Linked DNA regions of Mus musculus: region 1 is linked to region 2. A link is a contact called in ENCODE Hi-C or POLR2A ChIA-PET data. All regions are on one chromosome and are shown on one strand. The core of a region is the stretch at or near the end of the contact, and the rest is flanking DNA. Distances in the headings are between cores, read along the strand shown.

Region 1 (4,065 bases), core at 891-3,390, 38 kb before region 2:
ATCCAAGTTTAATCTTAAAAAGAAGCCAGAGGAAACTGAAATGTGAAGTACTTACAGCCATAATTAACTCAAAGGGATGTTTATACACCCGCACTGGGGACTGGTATTTTTGCACCATGGTTGTAATTCAATAGCAGTCTTCTTACTCCTGAAAAACATAAATACGTGTAATAAATAACCACATTACAGGAAAGAAAAGTGAGTCTGGATTCTCGTACCGCCACATCCTAGAGACCACCACAGGTCATATTTCCAAACATACACGAAAACGAAAGAGGATTCGCTGAAACGGTCTGACGGGGAAGCATCAGGGTGTTAGTAACAAGCAAAGATGGCCCACATGGAAGGAGGGGCCACCTGGGAGGCCCTCTGCCCCCTGTATGGGCAGAGTCTCTGGCTTAGGTCAGGAGATCTAGTCTTCAGCAGCCATGAAGTCCCAGGATTCAGTGGTGTTCTCTTGAACAATGTCTACAAGAAGCCAACTAAAAATGTAACATGTTATGGCAACCGTTCTGGGGATGACACAAAAAGCTGGAGCAAGCGACCCTTACTGTCTTCTTAAATAATGGGATACTCCTTAAGTGCTGGCTTCAAAGGGAACTTTGTTGTTTCCTGTTTTCTAATTGCTCGCTCCGATTTCAGAGACTGTCTACAAACAGCAGGGAGGCTGCCCAGCTCCAGCTAAGGGGTTCCAAAACCCTCCAGCCTCCTGAAGCCGAGAACCCGAGAACCGCAAGGCAATCAATTACATGCTCAAGTCTGAGGTCAAGGAACCTTGCTTTGCATACAGAATCACTCGGGTGCTGGCAAGGGCGGCTTTCTGGGCAAACACCCTTGTGTGTTCAGAGTCATCTAGAACCTTTTGCTCACCTACTTAAAGGAGGAGAAAAACAAACAGAAATATAAAAAGGAAAGAAAGTCCAGTGAGCCCAGTAGTCCCACTGGGGCTCAATCAATAAGGATGTTATTTTACCTAGATACAGTCAAAAGACATTCAAAAGTTCAAAACCCAGTATCTCGGTATCCCAAATTACAGGTGTTTAAAAAAGCAAACAAAAAACCCCTACGCTGATAGACTTCAGAGGATTGCTATCTAGAGCTGCACTTCTACAATGTTTACATTGCTTTAAACAGGTCTGGAACTTTCTCTGGTATGTTTGCTTGGCATAGCACTCGGAAGGAGCAGGTTACGTTGGAAAACCACCTTCCAACAGTTGGAAAACTACAATGGCTAATAACTCTGGGTGACCTCAAGCATGCCGTTCGCCTTTCCTGATTCCATCTGTGTGAGACGATCTTACACTCCCAGCTCTCAAACCAGACTCCTCGGTTCTCCAAACTCAAGCCTTCATTAATCTCGATTCAGGCGCTGACGCGTCCTGGAGCGCAGAGACCGCGTTCCATTCACTCTCGTAAACCTTACAACGCCGGTGCGCGGAGGGGAGACTAAGAATCGTTTATATTTTTTTAATTGAGAAAATTAGTTTTCGGGTATCTCTCAAATAAAAGGAGGATGATTACCGGGTGCTGACGGGTAGGAGAGAAGATGCAAGCACTGCGTGATGCCTTTATTAAGAAACTCTTAACCAAGTGACTACACTGAAGGACCAGCTTGCTCGCCAGCTCCCTGAACTTGGGCCAGATCTTGGCTTGGGGAGGTCTGGTCCAGATCCACGCCCTGCGCGGGCATCCGGAGTGACCACCGCCAAATGGCACAGGAGGCCGGGGCTGCCTCTGTTGCATGATAATTGGTATTTGAAAATCAGCCCAGGGTCGGCCCCGGGGGAGCGCCTCCCTGCAGGCCGGGGCTGGACGGAGGGGGCGGCGGCGGCGGAGGGACCCGGCTGGCTCCGCAGTCTCCGAGATGGCGAGCGCCCCGGGCCGTCGCAGCAGAGGGACCCTGCCAGGGACTGACACCCGGGCGCGCTCCTACCCTCCACGACGACGCGAGCTTACCTCTTGTCAGAAGGACCGGGTCGGGGACGCGGCGCGGTGGCGGGATGCGTTCATGCCGGCGGCTCCCCGAAGAGAGAGCCGTGCCACAGGCTCGGCTGCCGCCGCTCGACCGCCGGTTCCGGGGACAGGGGCCGGGGCGGGAGGGCCGAGGGGCGCGGCGAGGGCTCGAGTGGTTGTTACGGGTGACGGGGAGGGAGGGGCCAGCCCGGAAGAGGCGCGCGTGCGCACACCAGGCCGAGGGGGCGGGGGAAGGAGCAGGAGGCGGTTGCTAGGGAGGGGGAGGGGCGGCCGCCGGGCTGGCTAAGGGCCGTACTGCGCCGGCGCGAGTTACAGATCTGCGCGTGCGTAGGAGGGGCTCAGGACTTGGTCTGCCAGGACTCGGAGCGAGCCCCAGAGGCTCCTTCTCTTGGCGTCAGTGGGAAGGGGGAAGGGCCGTGGCGGCGGGCGAGGCTTCGCAGTTAGCAGCCACAGACCCCAGAAAAGATTCAAATGCGCACTCCAGCCGGAGCGGGAACTGGGACCTCTACGGAATGTCAGCTAAGCCGGCCCTCCAGCTTGAATGCTGCGCGCTTGCGCCGTCTGTGCTTCCTCGTGGGCTTCCTCTTTTTTTTCCTGCACTGCTATAGTGTCTGATTGCATTCTGGCCTAGTAATGGTGATGGAGCGAACAGGGTGGGGAGGAGATGGGTGTAACCCAAGCACCCTTGTCAACACGTCCAGATGGTTGGGGAATGTCTGGCTGTGGGATGGCTCTAAGGGGAGGGACCTCAAGTGGGGTGCTAGGTGTGCCTTGCGTTTCAGCGTCTCCAACTTTAAAATTTAAGAGCCACACACGGAGACATTTAGGGGTCCTGAAGACGGGCGGGTGACAATAAGCGGACACCTGGCGCATCCACCCACACAGAAAAGCTAGTTTTAGAAGCAACACACAATTTCTCCATCAGTGTCACTGTTGTTCCGTTCACATTAGTCACCCCGGATGGCTGTACTTGCACACAAGAGTTTGGGAATTTCCTTCAGGACCTGTTTACCCACCACACAAACATATCATTCATTGCTCGATCACACTTTATTTCCAACTCAAACCGTCATTTTCCAGCACTGCTACCCGCGCTACTCAGGCTGCTGATGACTTATGTCCACGTGTAGGGATCACATTCACCTTTAAAAGATGCTGTGGGAGCTGGGCAGTGGTGCCTTTAATCCCAGCACTTGGGAGGCTGAGGCAGGCAGATTTCTGAGTTCGAGGCCAGGCTGGTCTACAGAGTGAGTTCCAGGACAGCCAGGGGCTACGCGGAGAAACCCTGTATCAGAAAGAAAGGGAGAGAGAGAGAGAGAGAGAGAGAGAGAGAGAGAGAGAGAGAGAGAAAGGAAGAAAGAAAGAAAGAAAGAAAGAAAGAAAGAAAGAAAGACAAACATGAGCTCCTGGTAGGAGTGAATGGCAGCACCCATTGAGATGATCTTATCCAGAACACACCATTCTGACAAACCTATAGATGAACCACAAATGTACAGGAAATAGAGACTGGAAGATGGGGCCAATTCACAGCCTGGAAAGCACAGACCTCGGGGGTACAAAACAGATATAGTCTTTATCAAATGATTTCTAAAGAAAGATGAGGGGAAGTCTAACTGATACCTTAAGAGGAGTTGGGAAATTCACTTAGACAACTGTGCTCTCAACTGCAGTGGCTGCTCTCCCAGGGGACCAGGATTCGATTCCCGGTACCTACTTGGCAGCTCACAACTGGCTGTAACTCCAGTCCCAGGAGATCTGACGCCCTCTTCTGGCCTCCTCTGGCACTGCATGCCAGTGGTGCACAAGCATACAGGCAGGCAAAAACATCCACAAACATAGAAAGAAGGAAAAGAATTGAAGAGAACATGCCTTCGGGGCACATGCTGAAATTTATTTTTATGTGAAGTAATATAATACCTAAGAGTAGCTACAAAATAATCCTGCGGTGCTGCATGCTTTTAATGCCATCATCAGGCAGAAGCACTGAATCTCTGTGAATTAGAGACTAGCCTGGTCTTCATAGCAAGCTCCAGGCCAACCAAGTCTACCTAGTGAGACCCTGTCTCAAAAACAAAACTGCCCAGCCATCTC
Region 2 (4,201 bases), core at 1,611-4,110:
GACAGCCATAACCATAAGGCTCTCAGGAGAGGGAGCTACTCAGCCCGACAGGAAACACAGCGCCCCTGACACCTAACTGCAAGGCCAGCCAGCAAGAAAGGGCCCATGTGGGCTTAGGAGGCACAGCAGCTGGGCCTGGAGAGATGGCTCATCGGTTAAGCACACAGGCTGCTCTTGCAAGGGACCAAGGTTCTATTCCCAGCAGCCACATGGCCCCTCACAACCATCTCCCGAGTGCAGAGACAGTACCAGCTTCAGTATCCTCAGTGCACACAGGTGAGCAGATCCTAGAATAGCCAATGTCTGTCAGGTAATCCTACTGAAGAGGGCTAGGCCAGCCCAGAAGGCCATGGGATCCCAGAGACCTTGGACATCTCCTGTCCAGACAACCCTTGCTACTCAATTTCCTTGAGAACACTGTGCTCCGCAGCCCCTACATTCCATAATGAAATATTTGGATAGCCCTGTGCTTTGTGCCCAAAAAATCTGGAAAAGGGGCCATTTAACACACACTGGCCATACAAACCCACACTTGCTACAGTGGCGAGCACAGAAACCACCAAGAGCGTGAAGAAGCTGGGTGTGGTGATAAACACCTTTCACCACAGTACGTGGGAGGCAGGTGGATCTGGGTTCCAGGCCAGTCAGGGCTGCGCAGTGAGATATCATTGAACAATGGAAACAGAGTGAGTTCAAGCTCCATTTATTTACAGCCACTGAACACAGCCACTGTCCTCAGCCAGTGAATACCCAAAAACAGCAAATCAAGAGTCAAACCCAACAGGTCCAGGAGCACGCAGTAGGGATACACACAGTAGGGCCGGATCCTCACTCAGTGCACGCAGACAAAGCTTCTAGTCAAATGACCTAAAAAAAAGAAAATTCACCACCAGTCGTCATTAAACCTGGAATCTCAACGTTTAGTTAAAACCACCAGAACGCAAACCACGCCCCAGGGTGGGGGTACAAGGTGCTCAGTCTTTTTAATTTCCTGTCCTTCCAAATGGATAAAAACTGCTGACACCCGGGGCTGGCCACCCACCCAGTGACTTCCAGAACCTTCTCTGCCCAGATTTAACTGCAGGCTTTCCTTGGAAACCTGCTGGTTGACAGATGCAGAAACGAGGCCTCTGCAGCTCAGCACAACTTGAAATCCATTCCTATTTGACCTCCCTCCCCTCCAGCCATGTCTGACTCCAGCATGCCTGTGTTCCTGACCCCATCTGTACCTCCCTCACAGGACCGCCATAGTCCCTGTGTGCTGTCTCTTTCCAATTGCCTTCCATGACTTGTTGATGTCTACCTGAACAGATGCAGAGTCCCGTGTAACAAGCAGGACCTTCTCAAGACACACTAAGCATATGTCTATCATTGAGCCACACTCCAGCCTGGCTCCCGTGCCCCTGAAGAGCATGTGACAAGCCTGAACTATGGCAGATTCCTCTTGTCATGGTTTTTCCGGAAGTATGCCACACCCAGGACCTTCAAAATGGTGACCACTGGCCCCATGTGGCTACTCAAAATGCAAACGCCCAGTCCTTCAACCACACTGAAGAGACAACCTAGTGGGGCCCACGGTCGCTCAGGTGAGTCCTGGGGAACGATTTCTGTTTGTTTGGGTTGTACTGGTGTCTTGTCCAGTGACGTCTGGAGTCACAACTGTATGCATCTTTGTTTAAGCTCCACGTGGGTGGGACAGACACCCAGGAGTAGAAGACTTCCTAGCATGCATATAGCCTTGAGCTTTATCCGTACATCCCATAAACCACGTGTGCTCGAGGATGCCGGTCATCCAGGCGGCTACCAGAGGCAGAGGAAGGAGGATTAGAAGTTCAAAGGCTGCCCTCAGCTACTTAATGAGTAAAGGCCAGCCTGGGCTAAGTGAGACCCTATCTCAGAGCGGGGTGGTGCAGTTGCTGGAGAGATGGCTCAGCATTGAAGCTGAACACTTGTTGCCCTCTTAAAGGACCTGGGTTCAGTTCCCAGCATCCACACCGGGGCTGACAATACTCTATAATGCCACTTCTGGGAAATCTGGTACCCTCTTGTGACCCCTTGGGGGCACCAGGCAAACATCCACACTCTAAAATAAAATAAAATAATGAATACGTCTTTTTTCTCTTTTTTATCTAAAGTGAGGGGCTTGAGTAATGGTCAAATATTTGCTTTTGGAGGACTGTGCTCAGTCCCCACAGCTTCAGCAGGGCTCCTGTTTGCAGTATCATACATGACCACCAAACTGCTGCTAGGATGTCCACACCTGTTACTGCAAATTCTAACCCCAGGGAAGAGGTTCCTCCTCCTCTGGGATTTTACTTTAGGTCAAGGTCGGGCTGTCTGGTACGGGGCTGCACCCACCTCGGGCGGGTACAGCCACACAGGAGCCTTTTCCCAGACCGTCGGCCTCAGGTCACCGTCCCACCCCCAAGGATTGACATACCTGGGCCAACCAAGCTCAAGTCACTGGAAACGCTCCTCGGGAGGAAGGAGCTTGTGCGTGCTTCCGTCTAGTCGTTGGGGGATGTGGTTCATTTCCTGGGTGGGGAAATAAAAAGACAATTTAATACAATTCTGTGTAAGCGGACGAACCCGTGCGGCGCCTGCAACACAGAAGCAGCCAGTGCCCCGCCGATGGCGGCCCGGGCCTAGGGCCTTCCTACAACTCCAGCCCATCCCGCGATCGCGTGCCGGCCCGGGGTCAGCCTCCTCCCATGGGAGTCCCGGGAGAGGTTTCTGAATCCCACGATCGCCTTCGGGAGGCTCCACGGCGCCCCCGAGCCACGCTGCGCAGGATGCATCCCCTCTGCACGGAGCACGCGAGTTCTCCTCCCCGGCGGAACCAGCTCTGCAAATGCACTTCCGGCCGGAACTGAAGATTTACCATCGAGACGGCCGCTAGAAGGTCGCTCTGGCCTTCGGGTCATCCAGGTCGGCCTTAAAGGGGCCGCGTTCTAGACGCGGTTAGAGCGGCCAGAGTTCCACGCGGCGGTGGGACCTCGTCTACAGGGGCGCAAGCGGGAGGGACTCCCTACTCTTGGGCGGCAGGAGCTAGCCTAGCCACTGACCCTTTATCAATCACGCAGCCCTGTGCAGACCAAAAAGTTGACTTTCCCGAGCCCAGTCAGCCCTGTTGTGGCAAAGGCAGTTGAAACCCAGCTGGTTCTGTTGCAAACCTGTGTGTGACCTTCCATCACAGTATAAACCCATAGGTGGTATCAACTGATACCCGTTGACGTCAGCACCCTCTTGATCCAAAGGCTTCCCAAAATCGCACCTCTGACCTGACCGCCGCAGGACTGTATCTAGAATCATGCCTTCAGCAGAGACCTCCCGAGGAACATGACACCGTGGTCCAGCAAAGGGTTAGTTAGATCTGTGATGTGGCATCTCTGGGCTAAGACCTCCAACCTCCAAAGTGGCATCCAAGTCCTGCATGCAGGTCCAGGTTTCAATCATCCCAAGGTATCCCAGGGGCCAATGGGAAATCCCACGAAAAAAAATTGATCAATAATGCCAGGGCCAAGTCGGTGCTATGTAGTAATTTCCTCCGAAACATCTCACCCGGAGGGAAGCTTGAGAAAGTGCGATCCGGATAGTCCTTAAGACTCTAAGACTCGGAAAATAAGTGACAAGTCTCAAAAAATTCCTAAAGCTTACCAGATTCACAAGGCCCCGCCCTCCTTAATGAGGAGAGACCCTCCGAACTTGTGGAATTAGCCCCAAATCATGCAGAGAGCTCCAGTTTCCAGCTCTCCTGAGCTGTCACTCATGCTGGGCTAGGCTCTTAGTAATGTGAGTGTCTTTGGGCTATCCGTGCTCCTGTGAGTAACCCCAGAAAACTGGCCACTTCATGGGGGCGGGAGGGGCATTTGGTGTCATTGTTACTTTGGTCTGTCATTTAGTAAACAAGGTGGTCTCATCTCCCTAGGGAAAGTGTCACACAGCCATTACCCCTACAGCTGTGGCTCCTTCTAACTGGAATCAAGATCATCTTCAGGTCAGCTAGAGGCGCGGGGAAAGGCAAGGAGAGGGTGCACTCTGTATTTTCAGTAAATGAAGAAAATGACACACGAACCTCATTGAGATGAATGAAGGGTTTTTGCATGTTTCACTGTAATGTGAATCCAACCACTGAATACAGACTCCCCCTTTGAAGGCTATTTTATTTATTTATTGAGATGAGTCTTGTGGATGTAAAAAC

Evidence for each region. A loop is a pair of places that touch in the nucleus more often than their neighbours do. ChIA-PET counts read pairs that join two places held with the same protein, here RNA polymerase II (POLR2A).
Region 1: a loop to region 2 is called in a map of mouse embryonic stem cell, with 2.7 times the contacts of the local background. The contact joins the promoter of Sec14l1 here to the promoter of Snhg20 in region 2. A Hi-C loop is called at or near these places in 29 of 37 maps with a recorded cell type or tissue (CH12.LX, Patski, T-helper 1 cell and 10 more). POLR2A ChIA-PET finds 5 or more read pairs at or near these places in 4 of 5 experiments (Patski and embryonic stem cell).

Annotation. Positions count from the first base shown.
Region 1 is chr11:117,113,243-117,117,307 of GRCm38, reverse strand. Sec14l1 (SEC14-like lipid binding 1) reads right to left here and starts at 2,140. Exons shown (of 16, transcript NM_001166506.2): 1 at 1,957-2,140; 2 at 56-148. The coding sequence starts at 118.
Region 2 is chr11:117,075,442-117,079,642 of GRCm38, reverse strand. Snhg20 (small nucleolar RNA host gene 20) reads right to left here and starts at 2,860. Exons shown (of 2, transcript NR_027059.1): 1 at 2,441-2,860; 2 at 688-867. Mir6516 (microRNA 6516) reads right to left here and starts at 2,295; the gene lies at 2,186-2,295.